Linked DNA regions of Mus musculus: regions 2 and 3 are each linked to region 1. Evidence: chromatin loops called from intact Hi-C (ENCODE). Cell type or tissue: heart. All regions are shown on one strand. Region 1 holds the start of Cdkl3 (cyclin-dependent kinase-like 3). Region 2 holds the start of Hnrnpab (heterogeneous nuclear ribonucleoprotein A/B). Region 3 holds the start of Nhp2 (NHP2 ribonucleoprotein).

The links. A loop is a pair of places that touch in the nucleus more often than their neighbours do. Peaks named below come from ENCODE experiments on the same cell type or tissue, not always from the same donor. Only the 100,000 strongest peaks of a DNase experiment are listed, where the experiment ranks them.
Region 2: it touches region 1 in a loop (2.7-fold over the local background); 4 of 42 quality-filtered maps call a loop at or near these places.
Region 3: a loop joins it to region 1, with 2.3 times the contacts of the local background. A loop is called at or near these places in 3 of 42 quality-filtered maps.

What each region holds. Positions count from the first base shown.
Region 1 is chr11:52,003,737-52,011,736 of GRCm38, forward strand. It overlaps Cdkl3 (cyclin-dependent kinase-like 3), which reads left to right and starts at 485. Exons shown (of 14, transcript NM_001166654.1): 1 at 485-774; 2 at 1,177-1,356; 3 at 7,395-7,589. The coding sequence starts at 1,192. It also overlaps a transcript of Ube2b not described here. In heart, a CTCF peak has its summit at 3,989 (motif pointing left); a DNase peak (open chromatin) is centred at 465; H3K4me3 peaks cover 1,571 bases; H3K27ac peaks cover 1,459 bases.
Region 2 is chr11:51,603,947-51,611,946 of GRCm38, forward strand. It overlaps Hnrnpab (heterogeneous nuclear ribonucleoprotein A/B), which reads right to left and starts at 2,935. Exons shown (of 8, transcript NM_001048061.1): 1 at 2,721-2,935; 2 at 2,394-2,640; 3 at 1,515-1,683; 4 at 713-871; 5 at 454-585. The coding sequence starts at 2,617. In heart, no CTCF peak of the experiment used is centred here; DNase peaks (open chromatin) are centred at 2,095 and 3,005; H3K4me3 peaks cover 3,386 bases; H3K27ac peaks cover 2,292 bases.
Region 3 is chr11:51,614,952-51,622,951 of GRCm38, forward strand. It overlaps Nhp2 (NHP2 ribonucleoprotein), which reads left to right and starts at 4,822. Exons shown (of 4, transcript NM_026631.4): 1 at 4,822-5,026; 2 at 5,131-5,200; 3 at 7,534-7,639. The coding sequence starts at 4,867. In heart, CTCF peaks have their summits at 875, 2,912 (motif pointing right) and 4,752; DNase peaks (open chromatin) are centred at 840, 2,960 and 4,700; H3K4me3 peaks cover 3,310 bases; H3K27ac peaks cover 2,967 bases.

The DNA of each region.
Region 1 (8,000 bases):
GGTAGAAAGCAGTAGTAATTGGGAAACTGAAAATGTGTACAGAAATGGTGTTAGAAATAAGTCAGAGGAGTAGTGAACGCTGAGTATGTGGCTTACTACCGAGCTAAGCCCTCTATCCAAAAACGATCTTGTCCCCGGTTTAAGGATTATGTCGACTTTGAGGTCGAAATCGGTTGCATGGAATAGTAACGAAGCACTGGCAAACTGTAGCCCCATAAGTGTTCCGTAGATCCAATTATCTCCGTCAACCTCCTAGAACCGGGCACAAGTAAGGGACCAGTAACCACCCAGGTGACAAAACGCTCTCTTGCCGGGCGAAAGCCTCCAGGCGTTCATTCTGCTATAAAATGCCCCGCTCTCCCTCATCCCCACCCCCCACCCCCACCCCCACCTGCAAGCACGCGGGCCTCCTACGTCCCTCCCCCTTCCCCTTGGGTCTATCTTCCGCTTCGTGTCACTTTCCCTTCCGGGTCAGGACCTCAGCAATTTCCAGTCTTGCGTACTGTGCTCGGAACGCGGCAGTGCCCCGCCCTCACCCCGTTGCCAGGGCGTCCGGCTGCCCCGAGCCGGCAAGGTCGGCCAGGAGAGGAGGTGTGGTGTCCCGGGCCGGCTGGGACTTGCACGCAGCCGGGCCGGCGGGACTACAGGATGGGCTGAGGCGGCGGTGGTTCTCAGGACGAGGTCGACAGCGCGGCGAGACGGGCCACTCGGGTTGGGGCTGCACAGACTGCGTGTTTGAGGAGAGGGCAGGACGTATGGGTGACTAGTGCTGAGGTGGGAGTCCCCACGCTTGGTGGACCGTGGCTCCTAACAAGGGACCCGCAGTGTTGTTAGCGGGACTTTTTAGTTTGGCTTCCATTGTTCCTGAAAGGGGACCTCAAATTGTAAATCCCGTATTCTAAAAGGATGCCTGAGTTAAACGCATATCAGACCTCTTTTATTTCTCAATCCCGGTCTACACAAAATGCTAGATTAATGAAGGACATCCTGCGTTCTGGTGAAAGTTGGAGCTTCTTAGACAATTTAAGAGTTCCCTCGAGCAGGCTCTGCTGTAGCCGGCACTCCTAGTTTTTGTTCTTATATCCGAAAGTAGGGGATTATCTCTAAGCATTATAGAGCTTGTATAATTGAAAGTGTGAACGTTTAACGTTTTCTTTCTTTATTTCTGTGAAGTAGAAGCCAGGCTTGAAAATGGAGATGTATGAAACCCTTGGAAAAGTGGGAGAGGGAAGTTATGGAACGGTCATGAAATGCAAACATAAGGACACTGGGCGAATAGTGGCCATTAAGATTTTCTATGAGAAACCAGAAAAATCTGTCAACAAAATTGCAACGAGAGAAATAAAGTTTCTAAAGGTTTGCTTCTTTTGCCTTTTATTATATATATTTTTTCTTGTTTTCCCATTGGGACCTATCTTGCTATGCAGCCCAGGCTGTCTTGAAATGCTTTATTTTTTTCCAGGGCTAAGATTTACAGGCCTACATTGAAACACCCATCTTCTTTTTCCTTGATTATTTAAGTCAAAAGAGAAATTGTTATGGGATAAAAATAAAATATATGAAAGAATGTTTCCATTAACAGATAAACTAAGACCTGTCATAGAGAAACCCTCATTGTCTACAATCTGTACTTTTTTATTGATATAAGATTGTGTGCTTGTGTATAACAATTATGCTAGTATTGTAAAATCATTCAAAACTATTCAAGTATAATACTTAGTAAGGATGTCTGCTTTGTACAAGGGATTGTGGAAAACGATGAGAGTAGGAAGAAGGAAAAAAAATTTTTTTTGCCAGGTATTGGGGTGCAAACCTTTAATTCCAGTACTGGAGAGTCAGAGACAGGTAGATCTCTGAGATTAAGGCCAGCTTGGTCTGCAGAGTGAGTTCTAGGACAGCCAAGGCTGTTAAACAAAGAAAACCTGTCTTGAAGAAAAAAAAAATGTTCCTTAGTGGCATAACTATGCAGGAGGGTATAGTAAAATAACCCTGAATAAGAGTGGTTCACGCTGAGCCAGAGAGATGGCTCTGTGGTTAAAAGCACTTCCTAGACTAGAGTCATTTCCTAGCACCCCACATCAGCAGGTTCACAACTGCCTGTAACTCCAGCTCCCAGGGATCCTGTACCTACTTCTGGTTTCCAGAGACACCTGCAGGCATGTGCATACAATCACATACCCACACAGGCTTTTTTGTTCATTTGTTGTTTATTTAATGGTTAATATTAAATCCCACCAATTCCCGTTTGATGGGGAAGGATTTTGTTTGTTTGGTTGGTTTGTTTTGTTTTGTTTTAAACAGAAAATAGGGTATGTACTTGTCCTTGAATGATGTACAGCAGTGGGATAGGATGGAGATACTTCCAGGTTAGGGGAACAGCAGTAAGGTCAGAAAGACTAAAACAGGACAGCAAGAATGGGAAGAAGAAGAGCAGATACTTGCTCTATGAGTTTCCTGTATAGAATTAGAAAGAAGTGTGATTAAAGTGTAGTAAATTGGAAACAGAAAGTGTTTTAGTCTAAGAAGTCAAAACTTGGTTTGGGGGCTTGCTAGTATCATGAGGCCGTTAAAGAGTCAGAGATGCCCTGAAGTCCAGAGAACACTGCAGTTGATGTGAGTTGGAAGAGAGGTTGAGAACTAGCTCAGTTGTGGAAATGTTGACTTGGAGGTGACAGGGATCTGTAACTGAAGGCTATTAAGCTTTTACAAGCAGCAACAGTATCGTATCGGGGAGCTCCAGGCACTGCAGGGGTGCTGGGTCTACCAGACCAAAGAGCTGAGGCAGTCAAAAGAACATGCACGTTCCTAGGAGAGTCCAGAGCTAGAGACTGAAACAAACCAAACAAAACCCGACTCTTTTCTATTTGCTTCTACACTCTCTCCTATGTTATCTGCAGTCTATCATTTTAACTTTGTATCTGTTTACACTGCTGAATTCTAAAAAATGGCCTCATGATACTAGCAGCATTCCTGAGTTAGGTTCTTACCAGACCCCCTTAGTTTTCAACCTAATACATTCTACAGACCACTGCTAATAAAATATAATTTTCTAGTCCCTGGAATGTAGGGACATTAGTTTCTTACCTTGAGACTGAAGTCTAGGTGTTTTATATGTGATGAAGATCATAGCTATTCCTGCCATCTTCATCTGGTACAAAAGAAGCATTTTCCTTTTTAATCTCTATTAGATAATATAAGTCAATTTGCTTCTAACTAGAACACTATACTAGCACCTGTAGACAGTCAGAACTGCTCTATTCTAGACTGTATGAAGGAAAGATTAAAAGCTAATAAAGGTAATTTTGTACTATGAGAGACATCAGTCCCTGCCTTATGAAATGAATCAGCACTGTCGGGTCATTTGTGCTCCTTAAGTGAGAAATAGAATTAGGAGATAATTAGTAGCCTAGAGGAGTCCATAGCTAGAGACTGGAACTAAGGGGAAGAAGCCTCCAAATACAAATTTTCTAGTCACTGGAATCTAGGGGCATTAAGGTTTCTTGCCTTGAGACCAGAGTCTAGGTAAACTGGGTATCCTGCCTCCACCTCTCTAGCAGTGAGATTACGTGCAGCACCATGCCTGCTATGTCTTAATTTTTAAAATACATTTATTGTGTGTGTTCATACACATCAACAGCACACAGGTAGAGGACAAAGGGTAGCTTGCTAAAATTGGAAGGCTCTCACGGACTGAACTCAGGGTGACGGGCTTGACAGCAAGTGCCTGTACCCCTTGAGCCACCCAGTTTTATGTGGTGCTAGGGATCGAACCCCATGCTTTGTGCATGCTAGATAGCACTCTACCAGCTGAGTAACAGTTCCAGCCCCTGCATAATAATGTTTATAAAAGTAACCATGAGGGGCTGGTGAGATGGCTCAGCGGGTAAAAGCACTGACTGCTCTTCCGAAGGTCCTGAGTTCAAATTCCAGCAACCACATGGTGGCTCACAACCACCCGGAATGAGTTCTGATGCCCTCTTCTGGTGCATCTCAAGACAGCTACAGTGCAACTAGTTATAATAATAAATAAATCTTTAAAAAAAAGAAAAAAGTAACCGAGAGTGACAGGAACCCTGAGATAAGCCTGAAAACATTTTATTGTTATAAATGCACACAAATAACTTGAGACAGGGTCTCACTATGTATCCCTGGATGTTTTGGAATTTGCTATGTAGACTAGGCTGCCCTCAAATGCACATATTTGCCATGTCTGACATATGCAAATTATTTTAAGACACTTTATTTCCTTTGTTGTTGTTTGTTTTATAAGAGAGAGTCTCACTATGTAGCCCTAGCTGCCTTGGAACTTCTTTTGTAGAACAGACTACTAATTTACAGAGAGAAATCTACCTGCCTCTGCCTCTTGAGTGCTGGGATTAAAGCCATGTGACACCATTAGCAAGACAATTTAAACTCCTCTGACTGACTGGCCTGGCTCAGCTGCTTCCCGTCTCTCCCTACCTTTCTTCCTTTAAAAGAGTTTTAAACTTAAAATAATTTCACTTTATGTGTGTGGGTGCTTTGCCTGCATGTATGTCTTTGTACCATGTTCATGAGTGCCCACGGAGGACAGAAGAGGACAGAAGATGTCTCATTCCCTGGAACTAGAGCTGCAGATGGCTGTGAGCCTGGTTTAGACCAGAGCCCTAGGGACTAGAGCATTGACTTAGAGTTAAGAGCATTTGTTGCTCTTTCACAACACACAGTGAGTTTAAGGCTAGTCTGCACCTGGATTTGATTCCTAGAACCCATAGATAGGGTGAAATCTGATTTTCTCTTCCGACTTCCCTGGGCATCAGACATGAACCTGGTGTATGGACATCCATGCAAGTAAAATAGTGGATTTCACACACAGAATAGCCAATAAATGTAAAAAAGCCAGAGTCCTCTGGAAGAGCAGCCAGTGCTCTTAGCTGCTGCTTCGTCTCTCCAGGCCCCTTCCTTTTCTTTACACAAAGTGTTACTGCATAGTCTAGACTAGCCTTAAACTCACTGTGTAGCCCAGGCTAGATCAAACTCTTCCTCATTCTGCCTCAGCTTCTGGAGTTCTGGGGTTCAGGCATGTGCCGCCACCACTACTATTCAATTTAACATAGTCTAGTGAGAGGTTTCTTACACTTGTTAATATTCTTAACCTAAAATGATTGTCCAAAGAACTCAATTTTAACTAAATTTTAGAATCTCATTAAACAACCAATAGAGCAGTGAGAATATTTATGGAAATGTTGTCTAGTAATAGCAAAAAAGATAATGAAGTACACTGTTTTAAAGATTTATCTAGTACATTTAAAATGAACGTTTCTGCTGTTTCTCTGTGTATCCCTGACTGTCCTGGAAACTCATTTTGTTGACCAGGCTTGCCTCAAACTCAGAGCTCCGCCTCACAATCTCTGGACTGGAGTGTTACCACCCCTGGCTCTCTACTGCCTCAGCTGTTTTGTCTTTAAAGACCAAGGGCTGGAGATATGGCTTGGGCGTTGTTTGTTTGTTTGTGTTTGTGTTTTTGTTTTGAGACAGGGTTTCTCTGTATAGCCCTGGCTGTCCTGGAACTCACTCTGTAGACCAGGCTGGCTCGAACTCAGATATCCGCCTGCCTCTGCCTCCCAAGTGCTGGAATTAAAGGCGTGCGCCACCACCGCCTTTATGCCTGGCTATGGCTTGCATGTTAGGAACACGTGTTCTTGCAGGAGACCTGGATGCTATTCCCAGCACCCAAATGGTAGCTCACAACCATTTGTAACTCCAGTTCCAAGGCTGGGCACCAGGAATGCACATGTGCACAGACATACATGCAGAGCAGACAGGAAGCCAGGAGACAATACTGAATTCCCCAGAGGCACCTAGTATGAGTGCTGGAAACTGATTTCAGGTCCCCTACAAGGGCAGCAAGTGTTCTTTATCACTGAACCATATCTCCAGCCCAGATTTTTTTGTTTTTAAAATTAATTTTTGATTGTATGAAATGAGGGTCTCGCTGTGTTGCCCAGGCTGGCGTCAGATTCATTTTCCTGTTTTAGCTTCCCAAGTAGCTGAAACAAAGGGTGTTTTTTGTTTAGTAGATTGTAGAATAGATAATGAATAAAAATACCATAAATACTTGTATATTTATGTCATTTCTATGTCATTTCACATATTTGCAGATATTTGAAACATTTTGATACTCTATTATCAAGTAGATTCATAAATGATGCCTAGAACTTATGGTTTATCCTCAGGATTTAAGACCAAAATTAGAGAATAAGTTGTGTAAAACTAAAGCACATCTTAACAATATTGAAGTCCATGCTTGGAGAGATGGTTCAGTGCTTAGAGCCCTTGTTCTTGCAGAAGTTCCAGGTTTGTTTCCCAGCACCCACATGGTGGTTCACAACCATCCTTAAATCCAGTTCCAGGAGAACTAGCATCACCCTCTTCTGATCTCTGGAGATGTCAGGCATATACATGGTATGCGTATACACCTGCAAACCAACACTCACACAAAAGAATGTGAAAGCCCATGCTCATGTGAGTACATGAGGGCCTTAGTGGCTAGGTCTAGCTCAGCTCAGCATGTGAGAAGATCCCATGTTCAATTTCCAGAAAACAAACAACTGTACATTAATGTGGTGGCTCATATTTGAAACTCCAGCACTCCAGAGGCTGAAACAGAAAGGTAGTGAATTCTGGGCTAGGTGGGATACATAGCAAGCCCTTGTCTCTAAAAATCAAAATAAAAACAACTACAAAAATAACCAACATAAAACAAGGTGCATTTTATTTTATTTATTAGTTTTTTGTTTTGTTTTGAGTTTATTTCTTTTTTCTTTTATTCCCTAGAGCTGAGGACTGAGCCCAGGGCCTTGGGCTTGCTAGGCAAGCACTCTACCACTGAGCCAAATCCCCAACTCCTTGTTTTGTTTTGTTTTGTTTTGTTTTCTTTTGTTTTGTTTTGTTTTGTTTTGTTTTGTTTTAGACAGTCTCACAGTGTAGCTCTGCCTACCCTGAAACTCCTATGTCCACCAGGTTGGCGCTGGATTCATGGAGATTGTCCTGCCTCTGCCTCTCAGGTGCTGGGATTAAAAGCCTATGCCACCGTGCCCAACTCAATAATTCCTTTTAAATGTCATGTGTTACGTACAAACCAAATTAGAGATGGCAGGACATTTCTTACCGAATTGTGGTACACTAGTTGTAAATTATTTTAATAAGCAACCAGATGGCAACATGTCTCACCTTTTTCTACAGAGAGCAAGAAATCACTTACAGTCATTTTTACACATTAAGAATGTGCCAAGCCAGTTGAGAGCTTCTGTTGAAAGAAAAGAAACTGAAACCACGTTTGTTTCATTTCAAAAGTATATAGGTGTTTGTTTGATTTACAACTTTATTTAAATTCTTGTTTCTTTTGTCAATAGCAATTTCGGCATGAAAACCTGGTCAATTTGATTGAAGTTTTTAGACAAAAGAAGAAAATTCATTTGGTATTTGAGTTTATTGACCACACGGTCTTAGATGAGCTGCAGCACTACTGTCACGGACTAGAGAGTAAGCGGCTGAGAAAGTACCTCTTCCAGATCCTTCGCGCCATTGAGTACCTGCATAATAATAATGTAAGTGCTTCAGAGTGAGCCCGCTGGGCCCGGGGTGACTCACAAGAGCCGCGGGGATAGTCCTATTTTTAAGAAGGCTGTTAGCATTTTTCTATGTATAATACTAATAGACATCCTAAAAAAACAAGGAGGGGTGGGGTATTGCCTCTCAGTTTATTTACAGAACATAAAAGCATTTTTTGAATACTTGGTAATTGCATTTATAAGTAGATTGAGTCTGGGGTGTGGTTAGTTTCACATGAGCTGTGACCAGAATACTGAGAGGATAACATAAAGGGAAGAATTATTTGTTTTGTCTCGTGAATTTAGAGGTTTTGGCCCATAATTCTCTTGGAGCATCATGGCTGCAGGAACACAGAGCCGTGTGCTTGTCTCACGGTGGACAAGGAACAGAAAGAGAAAGGGCCCCAG
Region 2 (8,000 bases), 400 kb before region 1:
AGGGCTACACAGAAACAAAAAAAGACCACTGCAAGTCTCATAACCTCTAACACTGAAGCATCTAGTCAACAGCTCTATTCACAGAAACCAGGCTTCCTCTTTGCCTCCTATACACCTGCTGTTTTCATTTTTATTAATGGTCCTTGTAAGTATAGTATATGGTGCCTACAGAAGCCACCAAAGAGCATCAGGTCCGTTGAAAAGTGCGTGGTTCTAGGTTGTAATACAGGTGGTTGTGAGCCTCTTGTGGGTGTTAGAGAAGGACCAGAGTCCTCCTGAAGAGCCAGCTGTTTCCAGTCCAGCATTTAAGGGCCAGACCATCCATCTATTTCAATCAGCATTGTGTGCTGTAGAGAAACCTAAGGTCTTACTGACCTAGAAGGATCTCACAGGTAGTCTAATGTAATCTATGCCTCCAAGAGCCAAAAGCAGGTGACAGTTTTGACACCTTACCTTGCTTCCACTGACAGTATGAAATTTCTTCTCCAGAACTTTCTTCACAGGATCTTCCTCTTTAAATGTAATAAAAACAAAACCCCGTCTTTTGTTCAACTTGGGATCTATTGGAAGCTCAATGGCCTCAATCTGTAAAAACATACAAAAGCCCAGGTTTAAACTGATACCCAAAACAATACTGAAAGGTCAGAACACCCCACTAATACTGCATCCAGGCAAGACCAACAAAGACCAAGAAGAAACAAGCCACCCTCACCTCCCCAAACTGGCCGAAGTATTCTCTGATCTTTTCCTCTGTGGCTTCAGGGTTTAGACCTCCCACAAAGATTTTCTTCACAGGGTCCTTCTTCATAGCCATAGCCTTTTTAGGGTCAATGACACGACCATCCAGCCTGTGCTCCTTCTGATCTAAGACCTGTGTAAAACAGAAATGTGTCAGGGTCTAAACACAAGTACATACCAAATGGGCTCAATTCTCTCTGGAGCTAAGCCAGACGGAGTTCCCAGCCCTATGTTCTTCCAAACCTCCCATACAGATAGATGATCATTTGAACACCTGTATCCCAGTCCTGAACAGTAGTCCCAACTTAAGACAAAGCAGCAGTGACAAAGAGCACATCTAGTGCTGAAATCCTCTCTACCCTATAAAGGCATGCACCTTCACTTTCTCTGAGATTTAGGATGCCATCCCTATGTACTTGGATTTAAATAACAACAAAAGCAAAAAAAAAAAAAAAAAAATCACACCTATCCTCATAGCAATCTCAGACTTTAATCCCTACAGTGCAGCATTTAACACCAAGCCCATGAATTGGCACAATAGAGTTAGTAAAGGAAGGCTGAAAAGGCAGCTCTCTAGTTCCTGCCCAGCTCCCTACCCTCCTGCAGGCTTCTCAGTAAGCTTTTTATAGTAGAATTGCAATCGCCCAGAATCACTCAATCTGTACTATCCCTCAAAACGACTCTAAGCTCACTCGTGGCAATCACCTCAACACTGCAATGCCTGAGTTCCTTAGGATTCAGAATCCTAGTAGATTGCTGTCAAATACCCAGCTTACCTTTTCCACACTAGAAGAATCTTTGAAGAGAATAAACCCAAACCCTCTTGATCGTCCAGTGTTGGGATCCATTTTTATTGTACAGTCAACAACCTCTCCAAACTTAGTAAAATAATCCTTTAAGTCTTTTTTGCTGGTATCCCAGCTCAGACCACCAACGAACATTTTTCTGCAAGTGAGAGACAAGACCACAAACCTTAGAAGCTGTAAAAGAATTCTGACACTTTTCCTGGCTGGGGAAGGGCTTATGGAGCCACAGTCCCATGGACCAGTCTGAGATGGTGCCCCCTTTCAAGTTAACCCTTGCGTCGCTCTGCAATCTCGACTCAACTGGAACTCACAGCTGAACGAGACTGTACAGCCACACACGGTACATACGGGACAAGAATGTGACCCATGACCCCTCACGAGTTTAAAATCAGCGTGCCCTGCACTCATGAATCTACTTGAGCTCACGGCCTCCCAAGTACCTGCCCCAAGGAACTCTGGGTTTCCCGGTGCCAAGACCGCCCCAGGGTTCAGGCTGGAACTCCGCCCCTCGACTCGCGGCAGGCTAGGCCCGGCCCGCTGCGCGCCAACTCCGCCTACGCAGCAGAGACGCAGCCCTCGCGGCCCGATTCGCGATCCGCCGCTTTTCCTCTTCCGGGGCCGCCCGCCCCGAGGCCCGAAGTAGCCCAAGCACCGCGCGAGCGGCCCAGATCGGCCTCACAGTCGACCCCGCAAACTCCTGCAAACTCCGAGGCGCGTAACCGCGCCCGGGCCAGGCGGCAAGCGCGCCAGGCAGGCACAGCTCCGCGGGCCGCCCGCCCCTCCCCCCGCCGCGTGGCGCCAACAAAAGACGGCCCCAGAACAAAGGCGGCGGCCCGCGGCCGCACCTACCCCGCGTCCTCCTCGTTCTTGCTGGCGTTGATCTGGTCGCCCTCCGCGCCGTTCTGGTTCCCGCTCGGTGCGGTCGTGGTCCCGCCCCCAGACCCGGCCGAGGCCGCGGGGGCCGCGGCAGCCGCGCTGGGCTCGACCGGGGCCTCGCCTTCGGGGGCGGCCTCGTGTCCGTTCTCGGTGGCGCCCGTCGTCTCCATGGGCTGCTCCTCAGCCGCGTCCGACATGGTCGGCCAGGCCGCAGCGGCTACTGCAACGAGCGGCGACAGCGCGTCAGGCCCCGCGGCGCTCCCCGAGCTCCCGCCCACCGCCCGCGGCCGGGCCGCTCACCTCGCCGCCGATGACGCCGCGAGGCCCTACTCGCCGCAGAAGGCGACGCGCGGGCTTGGCCGCGGTCACGCTCGCACCCCCGAGGGCTCGTCCGCAGCCACTGACTATCGCTCCGCTCGGCCGCCGCCGTACACTGCCGATAAAGAAGACCTTAACTCCGTCCCGCGCGGTGCCACCGCCTGACAATGCCAACTCGTGGAGCTCTTTATAATGCCGAAGCCGGGCACCACCTCGTAACAACGGATACTCTCATTGGGCAAAGCGAACCGCCACTCACCATTGTCCTAGCATCTTATTGGCTGCTTCTGCGCGCGCGCTCTAGATCCGGGCGGGCTTTGTCCTCATTTTAGAACGCGCGCGAGTCGGAGAACTGTCTACGGTTCCGGTCACCGGGCGAGCACGTCCAATGTCCCCAGCTGCCCGGGGTACACGGCAGTCTGTCATCCTATCCCTACATCCTATTCTACACTAGCAACCCCGGCCTCCCAAAAGAGGAGAATGAGCCGGAGGAAGTCCCCTAAATCCAAGGTCGCCCGGAGAAAGGAGCCTAATCTTGGAGTGCTCTAATCTACGGAGTGCTGCGGTCATCGGAGGCCTTCAGCACAGCCTGCTCCTAAACCTCGGCATCCTGAGATGCCAGGGCTCCTGCCCTCTTCAGTGAGCTAGCTGGGGCCATCCATGGAGGCCTGGCGCAGTGAACGTTGGACCGTAGTATTTCCAGTGTCTGCTTGACACCCATAGATACTTAATATCGCATTAGTGTTTAGCTTTGCCTTTAATTTTTATTTCTTTCCTTTGGTTCCGTTTTGTGTTTTTTGAGACCAAGTCTGGTATCCTCCGACTGGCCTTGAACTCTTGACCCTCCATTTTCACCCCCTCAGTGCTGGAATTATGTGCTGCACCACCACTGTGCCTAGCTTAATTTCACTGATTTTTAGATGATCCTAAATGGAAAAATTAAGAGTCTTTTCATGTAGCCCCAGGATATGATTACAGACATGTGTCACCCTGCCTAGTCTGACAACTTGCTTTTGGAAAAATAGCCCTGTTAAATGAGGTTATGGTAAAGAGGGGTAGTTTTCTTTTAAGCATTGACCATAAAACTTTAAAGGCCTGGGTTAGGCCATGATTCCTGTGTATGTGTGCATACGTTTGTGTTGAGTGTAAGTTCTATGCCCTGAGTGTGTAAATCAGACAAGGTATCAATCTTCACTTTCCATTTTGTTCTTTATAATTTTTTTTTCCTTTAAACAAACTAGCTGGCCCACAACTTCATTTTTAGACCTAGGCTGGTCTTGAAGTCACAGAAAACTGCCTGCCTGCCTTCTAAGTGCTGGAATTAAAGGTGTGAGTCATCCAATGGATGGATGGATATAGATAGATAGATAGATAGATAGAGATATATATAGATTTTTTTTTTTGAGACAGGGTTTCTCTGTATAGCCCTGGCTGTCCTGAAACTCACTTTGTAGACCAGGCTGGCCTCCAGGCAAATGGTCTCACAAGCTTTGGAGATTCTCTGTCTCCTCCCACATTGATGGAGTAAGCTGAAGTTAGATTTGTGCTCCCCTGTTCAGCTGTGGGCACTGGAGTCCTGAACTCAGGTCCTCATGCTTGTGCCCACGTGGCCCACTGAACCCTCTCCAGATCCAGAACCTCTTGCCTCTTGACTTTTTTTTTTTTTGGTTTTTCGAGACAGGGTTTCTCTGTGTAGCCTTGGCTGTCCTGGAACTCACTCTGTAGACCAGGCTGGCCTCGAACTTAGAAATCTGCCTGCCTCTGCCTCCCGAGTGCTGGGATTAAAGGCGTGCGCCATCACACCCTGCTTTTATTTTATTTTTGAGACAAGGTCTTTCTACACATCCCTGGCTGTCCTGGAATTCACTATGTAGGGAAAGGCTGGCTTTAAATTTACAGAGATCAGTGTGTCTCTGACTCCTGAGCACTGAAAGGTGAGAAAGTGAGTGTTTTTCAAGACAGGACGTCTCTGTGTAGTCCTGGTTGTCCTGGAACTCATTCTATAGTACGGGCTGACCTCAAAGTCACAGAGATTTTATTTATTTATTTATTTATTTATTTATTTATTTATTTATTTATTTATTTATGTTTGGACTGGGTCTCACTGTGTATCTCATGCCCAGATTGTCCTTAATTTCCTAGGCAAGTCTCTGTCCAATCAGTCTGACAAGATTAGCTATCACTGACTTGCTAGGAAGCCTCTCACATACAACCATTTTCCTCTATTACCACCCTAGTCTTCCCCCAACAGCAATGAGGACCAGAGTTATGGCCACAAGAGTTGATGAGAAAAGCCACCCAAACAATGATGACAACTCAGGAAATGAGGCTCAAATCATTTAAGAATACAGAATCTAGGCAGCTAGCTCAGTCAGTAAAGAGAAAACATGAGGACCAGAGTACACATCCCAGGACCTTTGTAAAACAGCTGAGTGTGAAGTCCAGTGGGTGTGCTGGTGTAGGACTTTCAGAATCACAGCACTTGGGAAGCAGAGGCAGATGGAGCTCTCTAATCAACAGAAGCAAATTCCAGACCAGCTAGGATTACACAGCAAGACCTTGTCTCAGAAGAAGAGGAGGTGAGGAGCAGGAGGAGGAAGAAGAGGAAGAGGAGGAGAAAGAAAAGGAGAAAAAGGAGATAGGGTGGCAGCAGCTGGGTGTGTTTTGAGTATGTTGGGGCTGGAGAAATGGCTCAGCTGTTAAGAGCATGAATTGCTCTTACAGAGGATCACTTTCAATTTCCCAACCATCTGTAACTCCAGTTCCAGGGGATCTGATGCCTTTTTTCTGACTTCCTTGGGTGCCAAGAACATATGTGGTGCATAATATATATGCAGAGTAAACACTCGTGCACATAAAATAAAAATAAAAAAAGTTGAACATGGCAACACTTATCTCTGTCCCTACAGTGGTGAGAGTGGAGACAGGCAGGTCCCCAGAGCTCACTGGCCAGCCTCTAGCCAACCAATGAATGGGGGAACACCACACTCAGTGGAAGACTTTGTCTCAAAAGATAAGTTGGCAAAGGTGCTGAGAACAAAATTCAGTTGATTTGCCCTTTGCTGAACCACCAAAAGCAAACAAACAGGAAAAAGATAAGGTGGGGCACACTGGGGGAGACGCCCAGTCTTGCCCTCTCCCCTCCACACACAGACACTGGATGCACAGGTGCAAGTGCGCACAAAGAGCAGCCTCCAGACAGACCTGGGGGGCACACATTTTCTTACCTACAAGGATTCATTAGCACAGCTCTTTGTTTTTTGGTTTGGTTTGGTTTTTGGTTTTTCGAGACAGGGTTTCTCTGTGTAGCCCTGGCTGTCCTGGAACTCACTCTGTAGACCAGGCTGGCCTCGAACTCAGAAATCCACCTGCCTCTCAATTGCTGGGATTAAAGGCATGCATCACCACTGCCCAGAAATACTTTCAATGACATGAATTTTGACGATATCTTTGGGGAAGTGTTTCACAGCTCATAAAAATAGACACTGCAGGGGACTGGTGAGATGGCTCAGTGGTTAAGAGCACTGACTGTTCTTCTGACGGTCCTGAGTTCAAATCCCAGCAACCACATGGTGGCTCACAAACATCTGTAATGAGATCCGATGCCCTCTTCTGGTGTGTCAGAAGACAAGTGTATAATAATAAATAAATTTTTAAGAAAAAAAAAATGGGGGGCTGGAGAGATGGTTCAGAGGTTAAGAGCACTGACTGCTCTTCCAGAGGTCTAGAGTTCAATTCCCAGCAACCACATGGTGGCTTATAACCATCTTTAATGAAATCTGGTGCCGTCTTCTGGTCTTTAGGCATACATGCAGGAGAGATGCCTCAGTGGGTAAGAGCACCCGACTGCTCTTCCGAAGGTCAGAAGTTCAAATCCCAGCAACCACATGGTGGCTCACAACCATCCGTAACAAGATCTGACTCCCTCTTCTGGTGTGTCTGAAGACAGCTACAGTGTACTTACATATAATAAATAAATAAATCTTTAAAAAAAATGGACACTGCAATTATTGGTCCCTAAAAAGCATGTTTTGTAGAGCATGAGAGATGGCTCCGGGGATGAGAGTACTTGCTGCTGTTCCAGAGGACTTGGTTGGTTCCCAGCACCCACATTTTGTGGCTGATAACTATATTTAACACCAGCTCTAAGGGATCCTAAGCATCTAACCTCTGAGGGCTTAAATTCTGTACATACTCACATAAACATAATTTAAAACAATGGAAAATTAAACTTTTTAAGACTTTTTTTATTTTATCTACACATGACTTGTTTTGCTTACATGTTAGTGTGTGCAGCGAAAGGTGTCCGAACTGCTGAAACAGATGGTTGTTAGTCACCATACGGGTGCTGGGCAGTGAACTTGGGTCTTCTGGAAGAACAACAAATGCCAGTAATCATTGAACCATCTCCTCAGCTCCCAATAGAAATATATATATATATAGTGTATATAGTGTATATATAGTGTATATATATATATATATATATATATATATATATATATAATATGTATAGAAATATGTACATATATTTCTATGTATGTACATATATATTTCTCAATATATGTACATATTTCTGTATATATGTAAATATAAATAAATAAAAAAATAAGCTGGGCGTGGTAGCGCACGCCTTTAATCCCAGCACTTCAGAGGCAGAGGTAGGCTGATTTCTGAGTTCAAGGCCAGCCTGGTCTACAGAGTGAGTTCCAGGAGAGCCAGGGCTACACAGGAAAAACTCCGTCTTGAAAACAAGAGGGAGATGGAAAGATTTTTGCAGGGTGGTGGTGGGACTCTCTATGTATTCCTGGGTGGCCTGGGACTTGCTATGTAGACCAGGATAGTCTCAAAGGTATAAGCCTTTGCCTCCCTGGTTCTGGGACAAAAGGTTTGTGCCACCATAGCTGACTTCAGGTTTATCCTTAGGGAGCTAGAGAGAGAGCTTATCAGTTAAAAGCACTTGCTGCTCTTACAGAGGACCTGGATTTGGTTGCCAGCATCTACCTAGTGGCTTTAAAACATCTAATTCCAAGGAATCTGCTGCTCTCTTCCGCCCTCTGGTAGCACCAGGTATGAATGCAACACGCATTCATACACATAAAATGATCTTTTGATTTGTGTTTTGAGAAGCTGAGGTTACAGGCAGTTACCCACTTGGCAGGCAGTATGTACTTCTAATCACTGAGCCATCTCTCCAGCCCAGATAACTCAAGTTGATTCAGCCAGGCACCCCGACAACCCCTAGAAGGATCTTAGGATTCATGC
Region 3 (8,000 bases), 390 kb before region 1:
AAGGGAGGAAACCAACCACGATACCCCAGCTGGAGCACCCCTGGATGCCTTGCCACCCAGCGCCAAGGTGTCTCCTAGTCCCCTGATGCCAGCTTCTTGTAACTACAGAAGAGTAAAAGAGATGATTCATTTCTTGGGCTAAAGGAAATAGCTCCGTGGTTAAGAGCACAAATTCTCTCGAAGAGACTGCTACTGCTCTTCCAGAGGTCCTGAGTTCAGTTCCCAGCAACCACACGGTGGCTCAAAACCACCTGTAATGGGATCTAATGGCCTCTTCTGGTATGTCTGAAGACAGCTACAGTGTACTTTGAAATGTAACAAGTGCTTGTGATACCAAGGGAGTCTGAAGGCCAGCCTGCACAACATGTGCTCTCCCATGCAGCCTTCTGACCCTTCTGGCACACGTAAAGGAAATGATTCCTTTTTGGCAAATGAGAACCGGTTTCACAAGTTCTTGACGAATGCTTGCTTTTATCTAACTGCCAGGAATCCGCAGGTTGAGCTCATTCCTGAATATTCGGACTGCCTTTTGCCTTTTAGAGTTTGGAGAATTGGAGTTCCTCTGGGCCTGACAAACATAAATCTTTAAAAGAGAAAGAGATACTCCGTTTCAAAAATAAAGTCCAACCTTCTCTTTGGTAAACTCAGCAAAGGGGACAAAAGGGAGGCCAAATAAGTAAAGACAGCAGCCTCCCTGGCCGTTGTCCCCCCCAGCTGCACCAGAGCAGTCTTTTTGCTCTGATCATACCCTCGAGGCTTCTGGGTCCTCGTCCCTTAGCGGCGTGAAAGCCAGAGTCCAGGAACAACACCAGTTCCGCCCTTCCACCACCCAGCCCAGAAACCGGAAGAGGCGGGGAGAGGACAACCTACTGTCTGTCCCTCCTCCCTGCACAGCGGAGGGAAAACCAAAGCGGGTTTGCTCACCTCTGCACAGTCACCGAGCAAGCCAGCGCTCCCAAGCACAACAAGTGGCAGGGACAGGGTGCAAGAAAGTGGGGAGATTTGGGGTGTCGGTCAGTGGACGCTCAGTCTCCAGTCAACCCAAGAAAACTGCCAGACCCTATCTCCTGCTTCTTGAATTCTGGAGGCTGACTGAAGCCTCTTTCTGTGTCTACACCCTTCTGGGGAACTAGTCAGACTGCTTCTCTACTAGGAAGGCGGGACCTGGTTTACCCAGCAAAATAAAACACTGTTACTTTACCACCTTCTTATGTGGCCAAGAATGAAGCCAGATCCTCCTGTTTTAGGATTACAGGTGCAAGTCACCATATCCAGCTTTGTTTTTTTTTTTTTTTTTCTGGGACTTGAACCCAGAGCTTTGTCCATGCAAGCAAGCAGCCTACTGACCCAGCTCAACCCCATCTTAATTTTTTTTTTTTCTAAAGATTTACTGCGGGGCATGGTGGCGCACGCCTTTAATCCCAGCACTCGGGAGGCAGAGGCAGGCGGATTTCTGAGTTCGAGGCCAGCCTGGCCTACAAAGTGAGTTCCAGGACAGCCAGGGCTACACAGAGAAACCCTATCTCGAAAACCATTAAAAAAAAAAAAAAGAGTTGTCTTGATCATGGTGTCTGTTCACATATACCTACAAACATATGTATACAATACACATATACATATTATACAGACATATAGACAGACATATATACATATATACATATATACATTTGGTGGAGGAAGCAGAGCCCCTCAAACCACAGTTTATTCCTTCTCTCTGGCAATTTATACCTCCTTAGACAAAAGTTCTTTATAAAATTACCTCAAAGATGAAATGTTACATAAAAGGGGAGTTACAGAAGGATGTCGATAGTTCAAAGCAGTGCTTCATTCCATAAGCTCATTATGAGTTTAAAGCAACAGTGTCACATGGTCTTGCTTTATCATAGTGCACCCCTGTGGCTTCATCCTTGGACCTGACCTATAATCAGTGTTTTTCCTTGATCAGAAATCTGACCCAAGCCTATATTTCTCTTCTTAGTGAAACTTATGCAAGCTCACTGTATTCCTTATTATGCAGCCTTTACTTACTACTCAATGAGGAGGGGGCATTTTGGTTTTTTGAGACAGTGTTTCTCTGTATACCTCTGGCTGTCCTGGAACTCACTCTGTAGACCAGGCTGGCCTTGAACTCAGAAATCCACCTGCCTCTGCCTCCTGAGAGCTGGGATTAAAGGCGTGTGCCACCACGCCCGGCTTCACATTTTACTCTTGATTCTAACTTTATTACACCTTTCTGGCAAAACAATTAAAGCCATCTCCTTAAACTTTCTTCCTAAAATGATTTGAATCAAATCAACAACTCTATAAAGTCATTAATTCCTCTAAATAGCATTAATTCATGAAAGTTCACCTTCATGTTGATCTGTAGGAAATTTGAGCAAAAGGGTGGGCTAATACCCAGGAATCATTAAGCGATGTAATAGTGACAGAAAAGTCATATCGGCAGCAAGAAGCAACTGGGGCTGTGCCTCTCTGGCCATCTCAGCCGTGCAGAATGGTGAGCCATCTCCAGGAAACTCATTTGCTTGCCTTTTCTTTTTGATTTATTTATTTATTATATGTAAGTACACTGTAGCTGTCCTCAGATACTTCAGAAGAGGGCATCAGATTTTGTTACGGATGGTTGTGAGCCACCATGTGGTTGCTGGGATCTGAACTCGGGACCTTCGGAAGAGCAGTCGGAGCTCTTAACCACTGAGCCATCTCGCCAGCCCTTGCTTGCCTTTTCTAAATGGCTTCTGTCATATTTAAACCTTCTTAACCATATATCTATGGAATTTCTATTTAGTACTTTTGGATTAAGGTGGGCCTCAGGTAACTAATGCCACACAGAAAACAAAACCCACCGTTGATTGAGTCCACCCTGCAAACAGGGAGATGCCAGCCACAGCTAGCGGTAACTTCAGGGCTTTCCAGAAGGTGGCGATATAACAAAGGTAGTAGATTAGGACAGAAGCTGCCAGACCTCCTCCTCCTCCACCACCACCTCGAAAGTTCTGGGGAAGATGGAAGGCTGGGACCATCAAAGCTTGGGCAGTGGAGGAGCCACCTTTCTCCCCTGTCATAATATATAGGTATCCTCCTAACCCCTGTCATAATGTATGGGTATGTGCAGACCTAACATCAGAAGACAGGTGAGTCTCAGAAGTCACCCTCTCTGTCTCTCTAAACTAGGTCTCCCTCAGATTCAAATCAGCTGGCAAATATTAAGCATTTGCTGTTTAAATACTTGATTTCCCCACCATTTAGTAATCGCTTACTGAGACACATCCAGGCCTCCCTACAACCTAAAAAAGAGAGATGATTTCAATCTTTACTAGGCTACCCAGTGCTCCTTCCTCCAACAGCCTTCCCTGGTTCTGTCTTTCTTGGCAATTCAGAGAATGTATCCCAATCTGACATATCCTGGTCCTCTTGCTGCTGTCCAAGTGATGGCTTTTAGTGGCTGGAAATCATACTCAACTATCTCACAGGTCTCATAGTTGTCAATCAGGGATAGGTAAGTTCTGTGTCCTTCACAAAACACAGATCTAAATGTGGGCCTGATTTTTGGCATCTGGCACTCAGGATCCTCCTTCATATTCACCCTTACCAGCTTCAGTCCCTCTACGTCACAGAGCTGAGGTCCCCGTTTCCTGTTGCTCCAGGGTTCTCATTAGCTAGCTGGACTCTTCATCCAGCACATGTCACCTTCCTTCCTACCTTTCTGGTTTTTCAGATTTGCTTTTAACATTTAAGAACTTTTGATTGATTTATTTCCTGTGTGTGAGTGTGTTGCCTGAAAGCACATCTGTGCAGCACATGCACTCCTGAGGCCCTTGCAGATTAGACATTTCAGATCCCCTGGAACTGGAGTGGGTTTTTTTGTTTGTTTGTTTGTGTTTTTTTGTTTGTTTGGGGGGGGTTGGTTTTTGTTTTTTGGTTTTTATTCAAGACAGGGTTTCTCTGTATAGCCCTGGCTGTCCTGGAACTCACTCTGTAGACCAGGCTGGCTTTGAACTCATAAATCCACCTGCCTTTGCCTCCCAAGTGCTGGGATTAAAGGCATGCGCCACCACTGCCCGGCCTCTTTTTTTTCTTTTTTCTTTGCGGTTTTTTTTTTTTTTTTTTTTGGAGACTGTTTCTGTGTAATCCTGGCTGTCCTGAAACTCGATCTGTAGAACAGGCTAGCCTTGAATTCAGAGTTCCTCCTGCCTCTGCCTCCCAAATGCTGAGAGTAAAGGTATGCACCACTACTGCCCAGCGGAAGTCACTATGTAGACCAGGCTGACCTTACTGCCCAGCGGAAGTCACTATGTAGACCAGGCTGACCTGATCCACCTGCCCCTGCCTCCCCACTGCTGGGATCAAAGGTGTGCGGTTTATAGTTTGTGCAACAGGATCTAGGAGGGGGAAAAGAAAATATGAAAAAACTTTCAGGTGCGCCAGGCTTTACCTAACCAGCAGCAGCAGGTCACAAGGCAGGTCACAAGGAGCTCAGGGGACACAATCCCGTTGTGTATTTTCCTTCCACCCGCTCTTCAATCTCTCCGGGCCCCGCCTCTTTCCCTTTGGGCTCCGCCTCTTTCCCTTTGGGCCCCACCTCTCGGCCCCAGGCCCCGCCCCTTTCCCTCTGGAAACCCGGTTCTAAATTCGGCCTCCCTGGGATTCCCGCGGTGAAAATCCAAATCCCGTGCTTAGATTGACCTTTAACTCCGCCCCCATATCCAAAATCCCGCCCCTAGAGATCTACTTAGAGATTGGTCGGTGTAGAATATTTAGTTTCCCAATTGGTCACAGGGTAGAGCCACTTGAAAACCCGGAAGTGATGTCGGAGGCGGCGGCCGCGTGGTTCCTCTATGCCGGGACGGAGTTGTAGTTGCTAAGATGACCAAAGTAAAGGCCGCTCCCGAAGAGTCCGAGGCGCAGGCGGAGGGCTGCAGCGAGGAGCGCACGTACAAAGAGCTGCTGGTCAATCTGAACCCCATCGCGCAGCCCCTGGCTTCCCGCCGCCTGACGCGCAAGCTCTACAAGTGCATCAAGAAGGGTGAGGCGGGCGCGTGGCGATCGCGGTCCGGGACCGGTGACTTGGGCGGCCCGGGGTCGAGCCTCGTGAGCGAGGTGTCGGCTCACGCTTCTCTCTCTTTGTAGCTGTGAAGCAGAAGCAGATTCGTCGCGGGGTGAAGGAGGTTCAGAAATTTGTCAACAAGGGCGAGAAAGGGTAAGAACCCGGCTTCCTCTGGTTTTTAAGTTTTGTGTGGTTTTTATTTTTATATTCCAGTGCCGGGGATTGAACCTAGGGCCTTGTGCACGGTACACAAGTACTACGGCACTAAGTTTGGCTTATTAACTGGTTAAGAAGAAATTCCACCTACTCAATAAAGGTGAAGTTGACCAACCAGTCTAGCAGTCAACTCCCTTCACTACCAGTAAATGGAACTCCCAGTAAATGACAGGGAAGAGAATAGGAATCCAGCCCGTGTAAACTAGAGTCCTGATCATTCACTCTGTAGAACGGCACAACTTTTTCAGGCTCTAGGCAACGTGCTATATGTAGAGAGACATTTTCCCAAGTAGGGCAGGGGAGAATGCGGGCTAGCTTCCGAAGTATAGCTAGTTCAAGGCCGTCGTGGTCTATGGACAGGTCTCAAAACAAACAAAACTCCCAAAAGGAGAAAATGATAAGCCAGTGATAGGCCTTTAATCCCATCAGAGGCAGATCTCTTAAGTTTTCAGCCATGACTATGTATAGAGACCCTGTCTCAAAACAACAAAGGAAGAGAATGAATGAATGAAGGTTTATTTGGGGTGAGGGGGTGGAATCCTGAGAAGAGTAGGCTCTTGGACAGGGCAGTGTAGTGGCACTTACACAATGTAAGTGGTTACTCCTTTTAAGTGTATGACTGTTTTGCCTGCGTGTATATGTTGGTGCATCACTGGTGCCCTTGGCAACCAGAAGGCAAGGTGTAAGGTCTCCTTGGACTGGAGTTAGAAATGGCCATGCACCCCCAGAAATGGCTATGCATCCCCGTATGCCGGCTCTCCAGCCCTCCTGGGCTTTCTTTTTTTTTTTTTTTTGAGACAGGATTTCTCTGTGTAGCCCTGTCTGTCCTGGAACTCATTTTGTAGACCAGGCTGGCCTCAAACTCAGAAATCCGCCTGCCTCTGCCTCCGGAGTGTTGGAATTAAAGGCGTGCCCCACCATGCCCGGTTTTGTTTGTTGTTGTTGTTGTTGTTGTTTTCTTTTTCCCCCTCGTGGGCTTTCTAAGGTAGGTTTAGTGTTCTCAGAACAGAGTGCAAGCTGAGGCGTGACATCGAGGGAAGAATTAGGAGAGGCAAGTCAGACTTAGTAAGCTGTTATGGCCCAAGGCAGGTGATGGGCAGGAGCTACAGCTGAGGGATTTGAGAGACGGTGACATATAATGACTTTGCATGCTAGTTTGGGCTGTAGTGTGTGACTGCAGACAGACAGTGGAGGAAAGCCAGGTTTGTGTGAAAACATCTGAAGTGTGGTTTTTAGATACCTTTTATTACGTGTGGGTGCCTACTTGCATGTGTATGGACACATGTGCATCTGGTACCCATGTGAACACCAGCGGACAACTTGGAGAGCTGATTCTCTTCTGCCATTCAGGCCCCTGGGATTGAACTCAGGTGGCCAGGCTTGGCAGTGAGTGTCTTTACCCTCTGAGGCGTCCTGAGTTGACATGGAAAATGCCTTGGACATGCTCTGCTTAGCTATTCTACAGGCAGATGTTTTGGTAGGGCAGATGGGGGCTGGTAGCTTCAGGTGGCCCCTGGCACCATGATAGGTCAGGAAGGCAAGGAGAAAGGGACCACAAAGAAGGACAGCAAAGGAACAAGTGGAAAGGACCAGCCTTGTGCCAAAGGGAACGGAGTATGCAAACAGATGTCTACCACCCTTACACCGGGCAGATCTTCAGGACTTCTGGGTCTGGTACACTGACAGCTCTCAGCCATGGTTGAGGGCCCTGGCAAGCTTTCTCTTGGGACAGAGTCTGTGTGTTACTCAAACACTTAGGTGTGATCCCTGCCAGTCCTCTCAGCTTTGTTCTCTGACACCCCCCCCCCACCACACACACACACACTAGTTATCTATTGCAGAAGGCAACCAGCCCTTCAGTACCACCCTTGGCCTTATTCTGTCCCCACACCTGCCATTCTGGAATCATCATGGCACTCAAGTCTCTGTTCAAGGGTCATCTCCTGGTTGGAACATAACTGACTCTAAGGAGAGCCGAGTTCCTATTTCGTGGTATTTCTCCTGTACCTCATCTGTCCCAGCACTTCACCTCTAGTCACATTCGGTGGCATTTACATGCTGTCAAGTAGAGACCATGTCCCCAGAGGAATGCATTTGCCAAACATGACTTTGTACTCCTTTCAGAAGTTGAAGGCTAGTGTGGGGGTCCTTGGTTGGGGTGGGGCATTTTCTTGGACTCTGCCCTCACAGCCAGGCTGGAGATAGCTCTTAGAACTGAAAGGGAAAGAGACGGAGCAAAGGAGAACTGATGGTGCCTTCTCTTGTTGCAGGATCATGGTTTTGGCAGGAGATACATTGCCGATTGAGGTGTACTGCCATCTTCCAGTTCTGTGCGAGGACCAGAACTTGCCCTACGTCTACATCCCCTCTAAGACGGTGAGAAGCGCATGCCCACCCTGCCCCATTCCCATCTTGGCCCTAGGGAGGCTGTTTGAGGAATTATCTCAGGTGTTGGAATTCTTAGGTCTGGGTGGCTTGTTTTTCTTTTTGAGATGGCATCTCAGCTAGGACTAAAGTACATAGCACATGGCTGGCAGGCTTCCTTCCTGTAAGATGGGGATCGTCTGTATGCTAAGAATATTTGAACACGTGTAAAGGGTGTCAGAGACTTATATAACAGAGGTGAATATTTGAACATGTGTGAAGGGTGTCAGAGACTTTATATAACAGAGGTACTGCCCTGCCTACAGGGATACCCTCATAGGCCATGTGGGAATATTCAGTATTGGCTTGGAGG